Regions from separate parts of the Homo sapiens genome. Here region 1 is linked to region 2. A link is an interaction called in ENCODE POLR2A ChIA-PET data of the cell type or tissue named here. Cell type or tissue: HepG2. All regions are shown on one strand. Each heading gives the region's core, and the rest is flanking DNA. Links, peaks and the distances in the headings are about the cores only.

What was found. Peaks named below come from ENCODE experiments on the same cell type or tissue, not always from the same donor. Only the 100,000 strongest peaks of a DNase experiment are listed, where the experiment ranks them.
Region 1: POLR2A ChIA-PET joins it to region 2 with 35 read pairs; 9 of 35 experiments call an interaction of 5 or more read pairs at or near these places.

What each region holds. Positions count from the first base shown.
Region 1 is chr20:53,781,880-53,793,247 of GRCh38, reverse strand. No RefSeq gene overlaps it. Among named protein-coding and RNA genes, the nearest start is that of BCAS1-AS1, 130 kb to the left of the region's middle. In HepG2, for the core only: a CTCF peak has its summit at 6,166 (motif pointing left); DNase peaks (open chromatin) are centred at 6,197 and 6,557; H3K4me3 peaks cover 1,023 bases.
Region 2 is chr20:53,859,445-53,870,812 of GRCh38, reverse strand. It overlaps LOC124904935 (a long non-coding RNA gene), which reads left to right and starts at 4,649. Exons shown (of 2, transcript XR_007067665.1): 1 at 4,649-5,752; 2 at 6,327-7,236. In HepG2, for the core only: no CTCF peak of the experiment used is centred there; a DNase peak (open chromatin) is centred at 6,462; H3K4me3 peaks cover 49 bases.

The DNA.
Region 1 (11,368 bases), core at 4,991-7,490, 77 kb after region 2:
TCTCTTCCAAGTTGAGGTCACTCGTGCTTCTGTAATCAGCTTTGTGTTGAGTAGGTGTTTCTGCTAATCCAGACAGGGCTCTCTCATGTGTTAGGAAGTAGGCTGGCTGTATGTTGGTCTATGATGGCTTTAGCTGAGACAGCTGGGCCCTTCTCCACGTGGTCTCCCATCCATCTAGCCAGGCCAGGCTTGTCCTATGGCAGTAGCAGTGTTCCAAAATATAAACAGACTCTCATGAGGTCTCCTGAGGCTGGAGCTTGGTGCCGGTACACTGCTATTTCTACTGCATTCTGTTGGCCAAAGCAAGTCAAAAATCCAGCTGCTATTCAAGGAGTGGGAAATAGATCCCACTTCTTCATAGAAGGGATCACAAAAAAATATGTGCAAAGGGTATAGATACAGGGAGGAAAAAGATACAGCCACTTTTTACAATCTCTTTTACCCAGACAAAGAAGAAAAAAAAAACTATTGTGTTAATAAAGGGCAGGAAATGCAGCACATAATGTAATCACAAGTCTCAAAATCAAGTAAGTTCTCCACTTTGGAGAACAGTTTGACAGTTTCTTATACATACATTAACCATACTTTTACCCCCTGACCTAGCAATTCCATTTCTAAGTATTTACCCAAGAGAAATAAACACACATTTCCAAAAAGAAATATATACATGCATACAGAAATGTTCATTGCAGCTTTATTCATAATAGTCAAAAACTGGAAAAAATAAATAAAGTGTCCATCAACGGGTGAATTGTTAAAGCGCTGTATAGCTACACAATGGACCATGGCTCAGAAGTAATTTTAAAATGAACTAAGGACATAAATAACAATGCAGACGCATCTCAAAAACATTTCAATAAAAAGAAGCCAGACACAAAAGTGATCATTTTGTCTGGTTCCATTTATGTGAAGTTTGAAAACTGGCCAGACTGAGCTACGGTGTTAGAAATCAAAATCTCGGGAGAGGACGGATTGTTACTGGAAAAAGACATAAGGGAATGTACAGTGATAAAAGAGTTCTTATATCAATTGGAGCAGTGGTTACAAGGGTATAGAGCTTTGTTGGAAGACATAAAACTACATTTAAAATCTTTGCAATTTGGCCAGGCGTGGTAGCTCACACCTGTAATCTCAGCACTTTGGGAGCCCAAGGCAGGCGGATCACCTGAGGTCAGGAGTTCGAGACCAGCCTGGCTAACATGGTGAAACCCTGTTTCTACTAAAAATACAAAAAATTAGCCGAGAGTGGTGGCGTGCACCTGTAATCACACCTACTTGAGAGGCTGAGGCCGGAGAATCACTTGAACCCGGGAGGCATGGGTTGCAGTGAGCCGAGATCATGCCACTGCATTCCAGCTTGGGCAACAAGAGCAAAACTCCATCTCAAATAAAGAAATAAAAATAAATAAATAAATAAATAAATAAATACAAACCTTTGCAACGTATTGTATGCAAAATTGGACCCCAATTAATAATAATAATGAAAATGAAGTTGGGCTTCAAAATGCTTTCTTAGAAAGATTTGGAGGAGGCCAGGTGCCATGGCTCATGCCTATAATCCCAGCACTTTGGGAGGCCAAGGCAGGTGGATCATGAGGTCAGGAGTTCGAGACCAGCCTGGCCAACATAGTAAAACCCTGTCTCTACTAAAAAATACAAAAAATTAGCCGGACATGGTGGTGGGCGCCTATAATCCCAGCTACTCGGGATGCTGAGGCAGGAGAATCGCTTGAATCCAGGAGGCAGAGGGTACAGTGAGCCAAGATTGTGCCATTGTACTCCAGCCAGGTTGACAGTGCGAGACTCCGTCTCAAAAAAAAAAAAAAAAAAAAAGATTAAAAAGATTTGAAGGAACTGGCAGGGGTTTCAGGGTTTCACTGTGAGCATGAGACTCCATGAGTCACGGTATTAGGGAAGTGTGAGATTGGGAGATTGGGGGCCTGGGAGCCCTCAGGGAAACCTGTAAGCATTAATTGTGTCCTTACCTGACCCTGCTTCTACAGAAAGGAGTAGCATCCATTTACATGTTCAAGAGACAAGCAGGAAATATCAACTAAATGTGCATGTAAATTCATTCCAGCTTGCTGTGGCTATGGGGAATTTCGCCTTGAATGGGTCCAGCTTTATTTTCCCAGGATTTTGTTGGCAGGAGGTGGTTCAGACGCCACCTTCCTGGAGTCAGATGCCAGGAAGGAGAGTCAAGATCCGCAGGGAGGCTTCTGTAGATGTCAGACTCCACTAAGAAAGTTGTGAATCAGGTTCCCGGTGTTTATGCTGCATAGAAACCACTGATTCTCTCACTTAGAAAATCACTCGAAACACATCCAATTATTTGAGCAGAGAGATTAAGAAGCGCTCTGTGCAACTGAATTGTATCAATGAAAACGAACAGAAATCTTGGTGTAAAAACACTCCAGCTAGACCTTGGCTGAGTGGAGCAAATGCAGGGGCGGGGGGGGATCATGGAACACAGATCTCCTGCTTTGGGGACTTTTAAAATAATCTGTGGTCTTGTTTTGGAATGAAACATTTCTCCTTAAATACAACAGGATTCCGTTGGCCAAAGCAAGACAAAAATCCAGCTGCTATTCAAGGTGTGGGAAATAGATCTCATTTCTTCATGGAAGAGATCACAAAGGTAGTATGTGCAAAGGGTATGGATACAGGGAGGGAAAAAGAGATACCACCAAAAAGAGATACCAGCATGGTGGCTCATCCCTGTAATTCCAACACTTTGGAAGGCCGAGGCAGGCGGATCACTTGAGCTCAGGAGTTCGAGACCAGACTGGCCCACATGGCGAAATGCCATCTCTACTAAAAATACAAAAAAATTAACCAGGCATGGTAGGTCGTGCCTGTAATTCCAGCTACTCGGGAGGCTGAGGCACAAGAATGGTTTAGACCCAGGAGGCAGAGGTTGCAGTAAGCCAAGATTGCGCCACTGTGCTCCAGCCTGGGCAACAGAGCGAGATTCTGTCTAAAAAAAAAAAGAAGACGAAAATCTGGGTTGTCTCTAAGAAACCAAATGACGAATGGAAAACATGTTTTAATAATAGTTTGCATGTCATAAGCAGCCTACCTGCATTATTCTGACTCAATCTACTACAACCTATGGGGTAACTATTATTTCCTCCATTTCACAGATAAGAACACTGTGGCTCTGACTTGCTCAGTCTGTCTCATCCTTGGCCTATGCTTTCAACATTTAGCTAAGTGGGTTTTAGTTTCCTATAAGAAAGTAGTTTACATTTCCATTCTCTTTCGCAAATGATCTAAACATAATATTTCCGTATGCTAACTAAACATCCCACTTAATTGTGTACTTGGGTTTACAATAAATGACCCCAAGTTATATTACTTTACTTGTGGAGTGAATGGGAAGAAGAAAGAGGCAGGATGGGCATGTAAAGGATGCATTTGTGCCAGCAGGAATGCTTTGTTTTTCGTGATTCAGGAGAAAAGTGGAGGATGGGCTGAGTCATTGCAGACTCAGAAAGTGCCATGACAAGGCATCCACACTGCTTACAGAGATTGCACTTCTGTGCAGTTGTTTCATCCACATATGAAATTATTGCTGCTAATTTGGGTTTCCAAGTCCTCATAGTTTTGTTTGTATTAATTTGTCAATTTGCTTTCATCTTAGGGTTCAGATTTATGAGATATATAAGAAGTATGTTTGTAAGGAGTTTAAACCTATTCTCTTACATTGATTTGCAGTTATGTTGTATAATTAAATATACACATTAACATTTTAGGTCTACACACTTTTTCATCTGTGAAATGGGTCTCACTATTCCTCATATTGCAGAGTCTATCTTTAACTACTACTCCCCCACTACTTCTTGTTAAGTGCATAAATTTCTCATGTTTCATAAAGAACTATTACTAGCAAAGAAATGCAAATAAAAGGCAATATGACTTTCTCTGTGATATCTACAAGCGTGTGTGTGTGTGTGTGTGTGTGTGTGTGTGTGTGTGAATATGCATATGTGTGTGTATTTTTTTGTCTGTTTTTGAGATGGAGTCTCGCTCTGTCGCCCAGGCTGAAGTGCAGTGGTGTGATCTTGGCTCACTGCAACCTCTGCCCCCCGGGTTCAACCGATTCTCCTGCCTCAGCCTCCCAAGTAGCTGAGACTACAGGCATGTGCCACCACACCCGGCTAATTTTTGTATTTTTAGTAGAGACAGGGTTTTGCAGTGTTGACCAGGCTGGTCTCGAACTCCCGACCTCAGGTAATCCGCCCACCTCAGCCTCCCAAAGTGCTGGGATTGCAGGCGTGAGCCACCATGCCTGGCCATGTTTTTTTGTTTTTAATTAGTTAGAAGCCCTTTGTTTTTTGGAGGAAAAAAGTATATCCATCCATCCAATGCAGGTAAAATGTAAATCAGTACAACCTTTGGGGGGGTGCATTTGACAGCATGCATCATGAGCCTTAAAAATATATCACTTTTTGATGACATCGGCACTCTTCAAAATACATAGGATTACTTTTACTCCAGTATTTCACTGCTAGGAATTTATCTTGTGTAAATAACATGAAAAAGAAAGAAAGAGAGAGGGTGGGAGAAGGAGAGAGGGAGAGAGGAAAAAAATACAACCAGAATGTCTGGCAATGGGAGACTGTTTAAATGTTCCCTGGTAGAATATGAAATAGCTCTTTCATTTATTCATTCATTCATTCATTCATTTTGCGACAGGGTCTCATTATGTCACCCATGCTGGAGTGCAGTGGCACGATCATAGCTTACTACAGCCTCAAACTCTTGGGCTCAAGCAACCCTCCTGCCTCAGCCTCCCAAGTAGTTGGGACAACAGGCACACGCCACTACCCCTGGCTAAATATTTTTATTTTTTTAGAGGTGGGGGTCTCACTATGTTGTCCAGGCTGGTCTCTAACTCCTTGGCTCAAAGAAACCTCCCACTTCATCCTCCCAAGTAGCTGGGACTACAGGTACATGCCACCATGTCTGGTTAATTTTTTTAATTTTTATATAGCCCTTTTAAATGGTACTTAGTAAAGAATGTTTAACATCATGATGGAAAAGTAGTCCCAAATATAAAGAAAAAACATAGGATATTAAACATGTTTCGTTTTTTCTAAAGCATATATGTTTTTAAATGCAGAGAATGAAGACTGAATGAATTCATAGCAAAATGTCAATACAGATTATTGCTGAGTGGTAAGATAGCACTGATTTTATAGTCTTCATTTTGTTTTTAATGATTGTGTTTAATTGTCCTACTGTGGATGAATATTAATTTTGGAAGTCAGTAGTGTAAATAAACCCCAGTGTAAAACAAACTTGGGTTAAGTTTTCAGCTGCATTAATCTTTCCAGTGATCTTAAAAGAAGTTATTTAATGTTTGTAAATCTCAATTTCCTCATCAGTAAAATGGGCATAACATTCATGTCTATTTTTAAAACCTGTGAGTCATAAATGAGATAAATGACATAGTAAGGGATTTAGCATTGGGACTGGCAAACAGTATGAGTTCAATAAAAGTTATCTGTAATGGTCGGGCACAGTGGCTCACACCTATAATCCCAGCACTTTGGGAGGCCAAGGCTGGCGGATCACCAGAGGTCAGGAGTTCGAGACCAGTCTGATCAACATGAAGAAACCCCGCCTCTACTAAAAATACAAAATTAACCGGGTGTGGTGGCACATGCCTGTAATCCCAGCTACTCGAGAGGCTGAGGCAGGAGAATCACTTGAACCCGGGAGGCGGAGGTTGTGGTGAGCTGAGATCATGCCATTGCACTCCTGCCTGGGCAACAAGAGCGAAACTCCACCTCAAAAAAAAAAATTATCTGTAATGAGAAAATAATGATAAAAATGTTTTCTTTGTGTTAGCCATATATTTAAATAAACATTTCTACGGTTTCTAAGTGTGCTAATCAAACATTCAGCTTCCACTAGGAAATTCTGCTAGCGGGAAAAAAAAAAGAGAGAGAGAGAGAAGGAGAGAAATACATGACCCAGTGTATCTTTATTAGCCTTGTAATCTATGGATATTTCTTTGGAGCTGTGAAAGGCATTGTTAAGCCTTTATTAATCATAGGCCATTGAGTGTTTACCAGGGGCGATTCTTCCTCCCAGAGGACGTTTGGCAATGTCTGGAAACATTTTCCATTGTCACAGCAGGGGTGGAGGTGCTACTGGCATCTAGTGGGTAGAGGCCAGGGATACTGCTAAATATCCAAGGCACACGACAGCAACACAAAACAAAGAATTATCCACCCAAAATGTCAACAGTGCTGAGGTTGAGAAGCTGCTCGTAGCGGCATTATGTACAACCTGACTGCGGAGGAGTGTGTAACAAAGTGAGCTTATTGCCTTCCTGCTTTTTCATCCATTGTATGTTTGTGTATGAAACTGAAGTGGAAACATTTTGGAAACACCTCCTCAGCCCACCCCACATAGAATATTCTTTCTCTTTCTCAACCCAATAGATCTCAGGTCCTATTGTGCACCAAATCTCTTTATCAGGGTTAAAAGACGAAGAAACACACAAGCAACTCATTGAAAGCCAGGGTAAGTTAGAGGTAGTAGGGTGAAGGTTAAGAGCTTGACTTTTGGAGTCTGACCAATGTAAGTTCAAAAGTCACTTTCCTCACCTGCTACCCATGTGATTCTGGGTAGAATTTTTTTTTTTTTACTTCTCCACAAGTTAGTTTCCTTAAATAAAAAACGGAACTAACCACACCTAGGATCACAAGGTTATGAGAATTAGATGTGAAAAGATAACGTAAAGCCTTTAACCCAGAGGCAGATTATGGGAGGAATTCAACAAACTGAAATAAAAGTAGGAGAAGGAAAAGAGAAAAGAAGGACTCTTAACAGTTCCTTTACTACAGAGCTGGGTTTGGTAAGCACTTCAGAATGCCTATTAAAGCCTAATGCGTTTGACCTGAAAGCCAGCAGCAACTCAACTTAACAGACAATGTACTTGATCAAACAAATCACAAGGAAGATGACAAATACAAGTTGCTGGACAAACCTGTTTTCTAAAAGAACAGATGCTGAAGCAATGATCCTAGGTGCCAAGAAAGGAATTCACAGGACCATGCTTTGCCAACAAATAAGTTATCGGATCAGAAGTAATTGTCACTGGTTCATCGGTGTCAAAAGTCAACTCCAAATTGCAAAGCTGGAAAACATCTTTGCAACATGTATGACAGACGCCTAATAGCCTATATAAAGAGAACTTACAGATGGAAAATCCTCAAAATAAAGGCAATACCCGTAAAAAGAAATATAAAAGGCTGATCAATAGATGCCATGATGTTCAGCTTATTGGCGAAGCTGCCCCATTTCACAGCTTCGGGGGGGGTGTCTATTTGGAAACAGACACTCCAAATAGAGAACTGTGAAACTGGCAGCCTGCCTGACCATATTCAGTGCCCCTGCTTAGTAAACAACAACAATAAGTAAAACAATGAGAATATTGTAATACAGTTGTCCCTCCATATCCCTGGGGGATTGGTTCCAGGACCTCCCACGGATACCAAAATCCACAGATGCTCAAGTTCCTGACAGAAAAAGGTGTATTTGGCAGGCCAAGGTAGGCGGATCACTTCAGCTCAGGAGTTCCAGCATAGTCTAGACAACATGGCGAAACCTCATCTCTACAAAAAGTACAAATATTAGCTCAGCATGATGGCGTCCCCCTGTAGTCCCTGCTACTTGGGAGGCTGAGGTGGGAAGATGGCTTAAGCCCAGTAGGTGGAGATTGCAGTGAGTCAAGATCTTGCCACTGCACTCCAGCCTGGGCAACAGAAACACACCCTGTCTCAAAAAACAAAAGAAAAAGGTATATTTGCATACAGCTTATGTACATCCTCCTGTACACATTAAGTTACCTGTAGATTACTTATAACACCTAAGCCTATATAAATAGTTGTTGTACAGTATTATTCAGGAAACGACAAGAAAGAAAGTCAGTACATGTTCACTGCAGATGCATTTTTTTTTTTTTTAAACAGAGTTTCACGCTTGTTGCCCAGGCTGGAATGCAATAGCGCAATCTCTGCTCAACACAACCTTCGCCTCCCGGGTTCAAGTGATTCTCCTGCCTCAGCCTCCTGAGTAGCTGGGATTACAGGCATGTGCCACCAAGCCCGGCTAATTTTTTTGTATTTTTAGTAGAGGCGGGGTTTCTCCATGTTGGTCAGGCTGGTCTCGAACTCCTGACCTCAGGTGATCCGCCCACCTCAGCCTCCCAAAGTGCTGGGATTAAAGGCGTGAGCCACTGCGCCCGGCAATCATCTTTTTTTTTTTTTTTTCAAATATTTTCAGTTGAGTTGAGTTAATCCATGGATACAGAATCCGCACGTACGTAGGGCCAACCGTCCTGAGAGGAATTTTTTTTTTTTTTTTTTTTTTGAGACAGGGTCTCATTCTCTCACCCAAGCTACAGTGCAGTAGCATCATCATGGCGCACTGCAGCCTCAACTTCCCAGTCTCCCGCAATCCTCCCATCTCAGTCTCCCAAGTAGCTGGGACCACAGGCATGCACCACCATGCCAAGCTAATTTTTGTATTTTGGGTAGAGACAGAGTTTTGCCATGTTGCCCAAGCTGGTCTCAAACTCCTGAGCTCAAGCAATCCTCCCACCTTGTCCTCCCAAAGTGCTGGACTTATAGGCATGAGCCACTGCACCTGGCCTACCTGGGGGGATTTTTAAAAGCATCTTTATTGACATGTAATTAACATACAATAACTACACATATTGAAAAGGTACAATTTGTTTTGTTCTGTTCTATGTATATGACCATGAAATCATCACCACAAATCAATATAGTAACCATATCCATTAGTCCAAAAGATTTCTTTGTAATTACTTTATTTTGTTCCTCCCGCCGATTACCAGGCAACCACTGGTCTGCTTTACTATAGATTAGTGTCATTATAGGTTAGTGTCACTAAATGGAGATTAGTGTATACTTCTTAGTGTTTATACAAATGGAATCAAATGGCATGTACTCTTTGTTGTCTGGCATCTTTCACTCAGCATAATAATTTTGAGAATCACTAATGTCATTGCATGTATCAATAGTTCATTTACTTTTATTGCTGAGTGCTATTCCATTGTATGGATGTACCACAATTTGTTTATCTATTAAGTTGTTGACGGACATATGGTTTATTTTCAGTTTGAAGTTATTACAATTAAAACCACTATAAACATTTGTGTACAACTCTTTGTATGGACATCTATTTCCTTTTCTCTTGGATAAATACCAAGGCATGAAATGGCTAGATCATAGGGTAGATGGACATTGAACTTTTAAAGAAACTGTCAAACTATTTTCCAGAATGGTTGCAACATCTTTCTTTCCTACCAGTGGTATATGAGAGTTCCAGTCCCTCCACATTCTTTTTCTTTCTTTCTTTTCTTTTCTGAGATGAAGTTTCATTCTTGTTGCCCAGGCTGGAGTGCAACGGCACCATCTCAGCTCACCACAACCTACGCCTCCCAGGTTCAAGTGATTCTCCTGCCTCAGCCTCCTGAGTAGCTGGGATTACAGGCATGCGCCACCATGCCCAGCTAATTTTGTATTTTTAGTAGAGACAGGGTTTCTCCATGTTGGTCAGGTTGGTCTCAAACTCCCGACCCCAGGTGATCCACCCACCTCGGCCTCCCAAAGTGCTGGGATTACAGGCATGAGCCCCCATGGCAGCTTTTTTTTTTGAGATAGAGTCTCAGTCTGTCACCCAGGCTAGAGTACAGTGGTGCAATCACGGCTCACTGCAACCTCCTCCACCTCCCAGTTTCAAGCGATTCTCCAGCCTCAGCCTCTCGAGTAGCTGGGATTACAGGAGCACACAACCATGCCAAGCTAATTTTTAAATTTTTAGTAGAGATGGGGTTTCACCATGTCAGCCAGGCTGGTCTTGAACTCCCAACAAATGATCCACCCACCTTGGCCTCCCAAAGTGCTAGTATTACAGGTGTGATCCATTGTGCCTGGCCAAGTCCCTCTACATTCTTGCCTACTCTTGGTATGGTTAGCATTTTAATTTTACCAGAAAATATCATGAATAATAAGGTAATATATAATATTTTGAACTATAAGATTTGCAAAAGAATTTCCATTGTTAATAACCAGTGTTGGTAACATATAGAAGAAAGCACTCTTATATACTGATGTTAGAAATGTAAATTAGCACAATTTTCTGAGAGCCAGCTTGGCAGTGTATATCAAATGGCTTGAAGTCTTTTTTGTTTTATTGGGCAATTCCACTTCTGGGAATTTATCCTAAAAAAAATAAGAATGCGTGCAAATATATATAGACAATGCTATTCACCTCATTGATGTAATAGTATAAACATGAAATCATGGAGACATAATCAATAGAGATGTATGGGATTGATACACCCATCCCTGGAATAGTGTGCAGTGGTTAAAAAATTATCTTGCAGAAAAGTATTTGTCGGAAATTTTTCATCACAACAAAAGTTGAGATAAATTTCGCAAACACTGTGTGTGATGTGACATCTGTGAGGCTGCTGTGCCTACAGGTAAACATGGGCACTGGGATGGCCTGGGTTCAAATCCCAGCTCTGACACATGATGTAGAAGCCCTACGACACAACCTTTCCCACTGTAAAGTGGTCATAATAGCATTCCTTTCTTTCAGAAGCCAAGATAAATGAGAAAAAGCACAGTGGGCTTGGCACAACCTCAGAGAGATCTTGGCTTTGTTTGTTTTTTTTGTTTTGTTTTGGGGTTTTTTTTCGGGGCGGGGGTTGTTTGTTTTTTGTTTTGAGACAGGGTCTCACTCTGTCTCCCACACTAGAGTGCAATGGCATGATCTCAGCTTGCTACAACCTCTGCCTCCCAGCCTCAAGCAATTCTTCTGCCTCAGCCTCCCAAATAGCTGGGACTACAGGTGCGCACCACCGTGCCTGGCTAATTTTTGTATTTTTGGTAGTGACAGGGTTTTACCATGTTGGCCAGGCTGGTCTTGAACTCCTGGCCTCAAGCGATTCTCCCACCTCGGCCTCCCAAAGTGCTGGGATTACAGGCGTGAGCCACCGTGCCTGGCCTAGTTTGTTTGTTTGTTTGTTTGTTTGTTTGAGACGGAGTTTCGCTCTTGTTGACCAGGCTGGAGTGCAATGGCACGATCTCGGCTCCCTGCAACCTGCACTTCCCAGGTTCAAGCAATTCTCCTTCCTCAGCCTCCTGAGTAGGTGGGATTACAAGCACCTGCCACCACCATGCCTCGCTAATTTTTTTTGTATTTTTAGTAGAGTCGGGGTTTCACCATGTTGGCCAGGCTGGTCTTGAACTCCTGACTTCAGGTGATCTGCCCGCCTCGGTCTCCCAAAGTGCTGGGATTACAGGTGTGAGCCACCGTA
Region 2 (11,368 bases), core at 5,390-7,889:
TAACAGGCATCCTTCTGGGTATTGGTAGACAAAACAAAGCCCTCAGCGAGTCACAGCCTGGATTCTAGTTGGATAAGCTAGACAATAAATAAGTCAAACAAATATATAATAAGTGCTATGAAGAGTGACCAGGGGAGATGGAGGGTGCTTTTTGTTTATGATACAGAATACATTTAGGAGTTGCATTCACTACAAATAGAGCAGTCAGGAGACCTGTCCGAAGAGATAACATCTCAGCAGAGGCTTGCATGAAGGAAGGAAGGTGTGAGCCCTGCAAAGGAAAGACGGTTCCTGGCCAGAAGGACCTGAAAAGACCCTGAAACAGGAGAGCTCAAAACCAGTCAAGCAGAGTGCTGAGCTCAGGACTGTTTGTGATGCTATTCTGTCCACCTGTGCTATTGCTCAGGACAGCTCATAATTCAAAACTTATTTTTTAAAAAGTAAACATGAAACACTCATTACTAGTATTACCTTTATGATTATAGGACTTGGAATACTTGGTTCTGGGCATGGCTTCTCTTTTTTAGATATATAACAAAATAGTTGATGTAAACTACACCTACTAAAGGAGCAAAGATGTATCTTATATGCCAAAAAGAATTTAACTTTTTATAGCCATATTTATTTACAGTCACTACAATAATTTTTAATCTATTATCCTTACAAAACCTCATAAAATATACTTTTTAAACGATTGCTGTACATGCCTGTTTTCATTCATTGCAAATTAAGTAAATGTTACTTCAAGATCATAAGGAAAAATACTCAGAGACAAACAAAAAAGGACAGTGAGACACGTTGTTTTCAGCCTACTCTAAGGTGCCCACCAGTAGGAGGAGCACTATGGTAGGTGAGTAAAACCACACACTGTTTAAACAGCAAACACAAAAGCCCAGCCTTGGTTCAGTTCGCTCAACTTCCAACTGTGTGGCTTGGAACGCACCTTCCCACAGAGGCCCTCACCTGAAAATGAAGGGCTGGCTATTCTGTGATCTCTGGGTCCCTTGATGCATTATTTCCCTTTCCTTTTGTCTATTTTAAGTTCTACTCTATGAATTCTGACTAAAAGTACGATTTTGTAACCAGTTGTTTTCATTATAACTGGCTGAGCATTTAACTAACCTCTTCTTTTCTCAAGCAGGAGTCTGTGGGCAGATGGTTCTCAAGTAGTATTTCCCAACCAGAAGCCAACCCCCCACCTCCCCTTCTTGGAAACATTGGCAACGTTGACACTTTACTTTTTTTTTTTTTTTTTTTTTTTGAGACAAGTTCTCACTCAGTTGCCCAGGCTGAAGTGCAGTCGTGGCTCACTGCAGCCTCGACCTCCCCAGGTTCAGCTGATCCTCCCGCCTCAGACTCCTGAGTAACTGAGACCACAGGCACATACCACCACCCCCAGCTAATTTTTTTGTAGAGACGGAGTTTTGCCATATTGCTTAGGCTGCATACTTATATATAATATGTATACTATATTATATATAAAATTATATAGTGTATATCCTACATGTTATATATTATATATATTATATATCATATAATATATGATACATATATAGTATGTACTATATATCATATAATATATGATGCATATCATATAGTATATAGTATATAATATAAAATATAGTATATATCATACTATAATACTATATATTATAATATATATTATAATATAGTATGATATATATGATCTATACCATATATGCTATATTCTAGATATTTATATTTATGTATAATTATATTTGTATATAAATTTATACATTATATATAACATTTATTTTAGTTTTATATATAAAATATATATTATATATAAAATATATTATATATAATATATTATATAAAATATATAATATATAATATATTATATAAAATATATTATATATAATACATTATATATTGTATGTATTATATATACAATATATTATATGTTGTATGTATTATATATATTATGTTTTATATAATATATATTATATGCATTATATAATATATATTATATGCGTTATATATGATATATAATATATATAATATATTATTATATATATTATATATTATGATTATATATATTACATAATATATATTCTATAATATATATTATATATAAATAATAAATTATATATAATATATCATATGTAGTATATTGTATATAAAATATATAATATATTGTATATAAAATATATAATATATTGTATATAAAATATATAATATATTGTATATAAAATATATAATATATTGTATATAAAATATATAATATATTGTATATAAAATATATAATATATTGTATATAAAATATATAATATATTGTATATAAAATATATAATATATTGTATATAAAATATATAATATATTGTATATAAAATATATAATATATTGTATATAAAATATATAATATATTGTATATAAAATATATATGTGTATATATGTATTTTAGAGGCAATGTCTTCCTACATTACCCAGGCTTGACTAGAACTCCTGGGCTTAAAGGAACCTCCTGCCTCAGCCATCTGAGTAGCTGGGGCTACAGGTGAACCCACTGTGCCCAGCTCTCAATTTTCACATTTTTTATTTTCATGACTGTAGAGGGAACAGCTACTGTCACCAGATACTGGTGAGCACCCTACACTGCCCGGGACAGCCACCAACAATAAAGAATGTTCTAGTCGTAAATATTAGCGCCAAGGATGGGAATCTTGGATATAGAGAAATTGGGAAAAATGATGAGGGGGAAAGTGGGGGACCTTATTTACTGATGATGTCCATGGGGTATTTCCTAAGTAAGAAACAGCAGACAACTTTTGCCTCGTTTGATGGTGGTTCTCTTCTATTGACTGCTGTTTATTTTTTTCCGAAGACTTGGGTGTGTGACATAAGTAATCCCATGGTAGCCCAGGGCACAATGGGAGAAATGAAAAATGGAAGGCAGGTTCAAACATGCAGTGTGACTGCAAGAGTAACCTTCCTGTTCTAAGACTTGAAAAAGTTTTCAGATCCTTGGTGTATTTTATCAGCAGAACGTTCATCTGCATATGGCATTCAGAAGCAAACTAAACTTTTCTTTCCCCCCTGAGTCTTTTGTTTCCAAATCAATGGGAAACAAAGGATACCCCTGCTCCATTCAGGCAGTTTCAATGATTCTCAAATCAACGTGGGAGCAGTCGTTGGGCCATTTAAAATATACAGTGATAAAAAAAAAAGCATACTTATTAACCTTGTAAACATTCTATAAAAGTACAAGGGGAACCTTTATAAAGAATAGCCAAGTGTCCTTTTTATAGAATAGCCTTTTGTACTTTGAAATGTTCATGTCTATAAAATAGAACTGGACAGACGAGCCTAATGCAATTTCCATGTCTTCTAGTAATTGTTCCGTTAAAACATTATTTTTCAGCGTCTTAACACCCGGAAGATTAAGTTACCTCAACCCAAGATCAGTTCCACTTTAAAAAAGCACTTTCGACCCATATTTAACCAACCGTCAGAGAGGATTCAAAAGAGGGCTAATTGAGCACTGAGTGTTTGAAGCATTCAAATCAAGGCCCAGGTTTCTTCTTGAAAACAGCAACAGCTCAGCCTGGCAGGAAGCAGGGATTAGACAAGAGAATCGATTGAAACTTGCCTTCCAAACTGGAAGAAAAACTTTCAATAAGAAAGCGTGAAGTTTGAAATCACTGCATGTTATATTATTCATCTTTCAAACTGCCTCCAGCCTTATTGGATGGCATTTTCTCCTCTTACCCAGCTCTGAGCTGCCACTGTAATTCACCAAGAAACCCACTTTAGCAAGAATGACCCACCCTTCAGAGGGAAGTAGCCACCCTTAGCCTGGTTCTCTTTACCACTCTGTTCTGTCCCCACTCTATCTGCACTCTATCTCTTCATTCTATCTACATGTTTTGCAATTCCCTCTGGTATTCCAAGGCCAGTGAAATCACAGCCTCCAGTAAGGGTGCTAAACCCGAATATATTCACTGCTAAGCTGTATTTTTAACCCTTTTCACCCACCAATTTCAATGTTCTCTTTAATAGGTTAGCTATGGCAGACCTCATCAGAATCAAGTTATGGGAAGGCAAGCTGGAAAACCTCACAGGGGGGATTTCATGAAGAGAAAAGCCTGGGTGTTTTTCATCTGAATTCTTGTCCTCATCTCCCTTACCACCCCCAACAAATACAAGCAGCGGGAAACTAACAGTGATAATCAGTAATCTAATAAACTCAGCCAGCCTCAAGTTCTGTTGTTGTTTTCCTTAAAACAAACAAAACGAAACAAAAATAAGCATTCTGCCCAGAATTGAGAGAGAGAGAGAGAGAGAGAGAAAAGCTCTCTCCTAAAATCCCACAAGTTTGCTGCCAGTGATTCAGTACATACCTGACCAAAAAAAAAAAAAAAAAAATGTTGCTTAACTGGTTTGGTTGTTTCAGCTGGCTACTACCAAGAGAAGTAAACAGGACCTTATCATTTCAGTTAAGTCTGGCTTGAGCATTATTTTCAAGTAAATATTTATAATTTCAATGCTATTCCATTGCTACCACTGCTGTCTTTGGATTGGACCGACTGAAACATTGTCTTGGATTAGCCCGACTCCATAGCAACAGGCCAGGAGAGGCTGCACCCTCCTTGCCTGTCCTTTCTGTGGCTGGGGAGGAGAGGAGGAGGTATTTGGTGACACTCGCCATCAGGACTTTGCAGCTCTCTTGCCAGATAGCAGCTGAATTGAAGAATATCCTTCCTTTGCCATTTGGGCTCCAGTCCATCAGGATTTTTGCTGATCACTTTGCACATCTCAATGAATTTGACACACGGGCATTTTTTTTTCTCTCTCTCTCTCCTCATTCAGGAAGTGGAGAGCTGAGCCCTGAGATTCTTTCTGCTCCGATGATATAAACAAATTGTAGAGGAAGTCAAGTCAAACTTTCCCTTGCTTCTTTTGTTCTCCCAAATAGCAATTCAGAAAACAGAGCCAACTTTTCTTGGATGACTTTTAAAGATTGCTCTTTAACTAGAAAGGCAGAAACCCTCTTGCTTTATTTTGTATCTGTAAAAACAAAGATTCTCCTAAACATATTTTGTTTTCAAAAAAGCAGAAATGCCCTAGAAGTTAAAAAAAAAAAATAGCTGTTTTCTGAGACTTTTCAAACCAAATTGCTCTTTTGTCATTACACAGTTACCTAATTGTTTTTTCTTTCCTTGACAAATCTCCAGGCTAAAATACAAACAAGAGAGCAATAACGATCTTTGCGTGGATAATAGCTAAACCTGAATAGAAGCTTCCAGGGCCCTAATACACAGCCAAGGAAAGCTAACAGTCATGATTCAATAAAGGTGCCTTGTAAGGCATGTGCCAGACAGAAAGGAGACACCATATCTGTGTAATCTACAGACACTGCTTTAAACATCACATAATTAAGTCCTTCCCATGGTGGTGGCTACTTGAAGCTTTATCATTAGCTTGTAAGATTTCATCTCTGGGTTTCACCGATGGTTCTGAGAATGAACATTTTCAAACCAGAGGCACCTGCTAATCCAGGAGACATACTCACCACGCCTATTCTCGTCCTCCAGTGAAAGAAGCTCTATGTTAAATGACTGAAGGGAAACAGAAGGGAATATGTAACAAAATATATACAGGAGCAGCCCCGGGGTGGCTTTCCATGCTGAGTGTTCTATTACATTAATCCTGGCACACAAAAAATGCGACAGCCACATGGATATCAATATGCCTGCATTGTTTGTCTTCCATCGGCCCTCTCTGTACACAGGTGGGTAGCCAAACTTCATCACAGGCCTATTCTCTCGTGAAACATAATAGAGTTCAAACACAGGCTCGAACTGCTTCCTGAGTCTCAGTGTTCTCCTCTGTAAAATGGGATATCTGGTGGCTGTGTCACATGGGTTAGAAATAATATGAGTATAGATACAGAGAGATTTCTCGGTTAATCCAATGTGCGGCTCCTGTTAGGTTCTCGATAAAAAATTGCTGTGATATTAAAATTCATAACACTATGTGAGTTCTCCTGGGTCAGGAAAAACTAGCATTGGTAGAAGCTCAACCTTGCAATATTTGCAGTTATTTCTGTCAGAACGCTTTTCCTCAGTCACGATCCTCTCCTCCCTCTTTATCTATAAATACGCATATACTGTAGATATTTATAGACTAATAGGTATATAAAATCCTTTATGCAAGTTGTAATTGACTGTGTAATTATTGAATAAACAGTGGATGAAAGGATAATGGTAGGTTCTGAAAGCCAGCTTTAATTCACGTTTTATTTTATATTCATTAAACTGTTTACTTACTTGTCTACATTCTCCTCTCTGTTGATTATTTTCCAGGCATGCATTTCCCTCGAGCAATGATCAGGCTGAGAAAGTGATTTCATTTACATTGCAAAGGAGACAGAAAAACAAACAGAAAACCCAGAGGCCACGACTTCCCGGGAGTGCTCCAGAGTGTGTGTATTGCTAGTAGAAGCTATGTGCACCTCCACACCCCGGAACTATTTTTGAAGCTTTGATGTAGAAACGCACAATACCTACAGCGACCTTAAATTTCTGTAAAACAAATATAGCATGCATTGATGCAATTGCCATATATTTATAGAATTCAACAATTGCCTTCCACCAACTTTATCAAATATCTGCTGCATGGGGGCGGTGCTAGGACAGAAACATAAACAGCTCTGATTGGTCCATTATGCAGACGAAGCACATGCTTCAAGGACCAGAAAAGCAGAGAGAACACCGTGCTCCTGCCTTACTGGCCAAATGATGCAACAAGAAAATTCAGGAAAGTTAATTTAAGTTTCAACATACAGATTTTTTTGTCCCTTGGAAGACACAGTTTTAAGTTTTAGTTGAGTTTTGTTTTCATTTTTATTTGGGTACAGGTCTTGGGATAGTTCGGATTTGTGTTCAGAAAATTTTTACTCCTCCACACTTTGGAGGAATACCCTTCCCTGACTTAGGGATGTTGGACTTGGCCATGTGACTATTGGCCAGTAAGATGTTAGCAAGCATGATGCCATCAAGGTCACTGTGGATTTGCACAGTGGGCCTGGCTCTCCTGCACTTCCAACATTGCCTTGAGATGCATACACATGCCTGCGTCCAAGGAAGATGGAAGACACCTGGAGCAAACTTGGACTCAGCCCATAACTTGAAGCCCAGCCCGGACCACCCCAGGTCATCTAAACCCCAGCTAATTTGCAAATGTTTATGTGAGAATAAATAATTACCATTTTAAGCCACTGAGTCTTGGAGTGATTTTTTGCATTATTGTGGCAACAGCTGAGTAATGTAGGCCTCATAATATTTATAGGTTTTACTCTGGCCATGGCATACTAATACAGATCCTGGGGGAGTCTTGGGGGGAGGGGGGATTAATTTTAAAAAATAATTCAAACTCTTGCATTACTGATTCGACTTTGTTTTGTAAGTCAAGGTGAATCATTGCCTTTCATGTGATAAATGAAATTAGACGCCCATAGTGTTTCAGTACAGCAGCATATGATTAAAGAGCAAGAGAGATATGAGATACTTATTTTTTCATCTAGATAAAACCTTCATTCCACTACTGCTTCATTCAGAAAAAAAAAGTTTCACTTGTTAAAGGGATACTCATTCAGCTCTTTTGTGCTGGACCTTGAAGATACAGTTTTGAGTATTAATAACTAACTCTTCTCTAACGCTTATGATGAGCCAGGCATTGTTCTTAGTGGTTTATCTGCATCAACTCATTTAACCTTCAGAACTTAATGCAATCGTTACTATGACTGCGCCCATTCTCAGATGAGAAAACTGAGAAGCTGAGAGGGGAAATGACTTACTCGAGCTTCCATGACTTATAAGTAACAGAGCCGGGATTCAAATCCAGGCCATCTGACATCGGAGTACATGTTTTTTACCTATCGTGATAAGACATGTAGTTTCTATTGACAGGGAGTTTACAGAGTAAAGAGGACAACAACTTTAAACAAGAAGATCAATCAATCATTAGAAACCATGGGCAGGACCATCATGGAAAAGAGCAGGAAACTATGGTGAAGAGTAACAGGAAGGTTCAGGCGCAGTGGCTCACACATGTAATCCCAGCACTTTGGGAGGCCAAGTCCAGCAAATCACTTGAGGTCAGGAGTTTGAGACCAGCCTGGTCAACATGGTGAAACCCCATCTCTCAAGTACCCAGGGACACAAACACTGCGGAAGGCCGCAGGGTCCTCTGCCTAGGAAAACCAGAGACCTTTGTTCACTTGTTTATCTGCTGACCTTCCCTCCACTATTGTCCTATGACCCTGCCAAATCCCCCTCTGCGAGAAACACCCAAGAATGATCAATAAAAAATAAATAAATAAATAAGTAAAAAAAATAAAAATAAAAATACAGAAATTATCCGGGGCATGGCAGCGAGTGCCTGTAATCCCAGCTACTTGGGAGGCTGAGGCAGGAGAATCACTGGAACCTGGGAGGAAGAGGTTGCAGTGAGCCAAGATCACACCACTGCACTACAACCTGGGTGACAGATTCTGTCTCAAAAAAAAAAAAAAAGAAGAACAGGGAGGACCTGTTGTAGATAGGCGTTCAGAGAAGTCTTTTCTTATTAGGTGATATTGTCTGAAGAATGAATGGGATCAGAAGGAAAACTAGCTAGGAAAGAGAAGAATGTTCCAGGCAGAAGGAATAGCAGGGAGGTAAGTCTTGAGGCAGTCTACAGGTTGGTATGTACTCAGGACTGAAAAATGGTCATTGCTTCAGTGAGGCCGAAGGGGTGAGTATATCTTTTACTTATTGCCATAGGAGGGTAGCTGGTCAGCAAATTTTTTGTAAAGAGCCAAATAGCAAATCCTTTAGGTTTTGTAGGCCACGTAGCCTCTAATGCAATTACTGAACTCAGACAGCGTGACACAAAAGCATCCATGTAGAATAAGCATAGCTGTGTTCCAGTAAAACAGTATATGCAGACACTGAAATGTACCTTTCAGTGTTGCAGTTCCACAAACAGCAAGCATGTGTGTGAGAACACACAGGATGGTCACGGTTAGTGCATTTCCAACAAATCCGGTGGCCTTTCATGAATTTTTTTTTTTTTTTGAGACAAAGTCTCACTTTGTCCCCCATGCTGGAGTGCAGTGGCATGATCTCAGCTCACTGCAACCTCCTTCTGCCGGGTTTGAGCAACTCTCAGCCTCGGCCTCTCAAATAGCTGGGGTTATAAGTGTGTGCCACCACATCCAGCTACTTTTTGTATTTTTAGTAGAGATGGGGTTTCACCATGTTGGCCAGGCTGGTCTCCAACTTCTGGCCTCAGCTGATCTCTCTGCCTCAGCTTCCCAAAGTGCTGGGATTATAGGTGTGAGCCCCTGTGCCCAGCCGCCTCTCATAATGTTTGATGCACCTTGACCTTTAACTCTCAGTGAGTTCTCTGTTGAAACAGAACACAGGTCACACCATTAAGAACAAGACGGAATTTTGAGTAAAAGTAATGAATAAGCGATTGGGTTATCCAATCATCCTATTATTAAAGAGGAGTAAATGATAGAATCACCCAGAAAAATGAAGTAAAGTTCTTGTTGACTTGACATGATGTATTGGCATCGACAAAGATAACATAAAGCACATGCTCCATCTTTACACAGAGGATGGGGACAACAAGACTGGTTAATGAGTGTCATCCTTCAAAGAGCATTAAGATTAATTGCTGCGCAAGAAAACTCGAATTGCCCTGAAATCTTGGAGGTCATGTAAGAAAGAAATGTGATATATGTTTTCTCAAATTTAACACAATAATCCTAAAATTTTACAATACCTGACCAGTAATAAGTGGTGAAGCCAAAAGAAACTTTTCAAAACTGACAATAGTAATTAAAAAAAATTTTTGTTGATCAATCGTGTCAGGCACAGTGGCTCACACCTGCAATCCCAACACTTTGGGAGGATCACTTGAGGCCAGGAGTTCAGGACCAGCACGCGCAATATAACAAGATCTCGTCTCTACCAAAAAAAAAAAATTGAATTAGTCAAGTGTGGTGGCTAATACTTGTGGTCCCAGCTACTCTAGAGGCTGAGGCAGGAGGATCACCCGAGCCCAGGAGTTTGACAATGCAGTTAGCATATGATCACTCCATGGCATTCCAGCCTGGGCGACAGAGTGAGACCCTGTCTCTAAAATTAAATTAAATTATATTAAAAATTCTGATCAGTCATGATGGAGGAAAGACTAAATCCTCCTTCTCATAGTCACTCTCTATAAAATAATAACCCAGTATTGTTAAAAGATAATTAAAGAGTTTGTAGCTAAAACATACAGGACAAAAGTATCATAGCAGGTGCCTGTAATCCCAGCTACTCGGGAGGCTGAGGCAGGAGAATCACTTGAACCCGGGAGGCGGAGTTTACACTGAGCCGAGATCGAGACACTGCACTCCAGCCTGGGCTACAGAGCAAGACTGTGTTTCAAAAAAAAGTCAAGCAGTTGGTTAATTTTTAAAAGATGCTATTTTGGGAGGATTTTATGATATTAGTAATTTTTTTCAGCTTTAAAATTTTTACAATTTGTTGTACTTTCTTCTTTTATTCTAAATAAACGTTAACTTTCCTAACTAATTTTGTGTTCTTTTTCTTTTGGGAAGCCCCCAATTGTATAAGGTTGAAGACCTATAAACAGGAACCACTTCCATTAAAGCACTGACTATATGAGCCAAGCATATTTAGATGCTAGAAATCATTGAACGAAACAGTTGGAGGTGGTTTTAAAATAGGTCCACAAATTCTCTGGCACTCCTGTCTCCAAAAGGCAGAGGTTATTTCCCTTCCCCTTGAGTGTAGGCGGAGTCCAGAGACTTGTTTCTAAGGAACAGAAGGTTGTGGGGGCGACACTGGGTGACATCCAAGACTAATCATAAAAGGCACTGGAGTTTCCTCCTTGCTGTTCCTCTTAGGAACCCAGCTGCTGCGACATGAGAACTCAAGCTTCCCTATGGGAAGGTCTGCATAGTGAGGAACAGAGGCCTCCAGCCAACAGCCACGTGCGTGAGCCTGCTCAGAAGCATGTTATCCAACTCCAGTCAAGCTTTTAGGTGCCTACAGCCCAGAACAACATCTTGACTGCATCTTGACTATTCACAAGAGGCCCTGAGCCAGAACCATCCATCCAAACTGCTGTAGGATTGCTGACCTCAGAAACCGTGAGCTAAGAAATGTCCATTATTTTTCTAGCTGGCCCTTGAGACAATATTTTATTTTAATAAATAGAAAAAAAAAGTTTTTAAATGTCCATATTTTAAGCGAGTACGTTTAGGGAAAATTTGTTACACAGCAAGAGATAATTAATATACTTACAAAAGTTCCAGTTTTATGATTCTTATATTCTGAAGTTTATT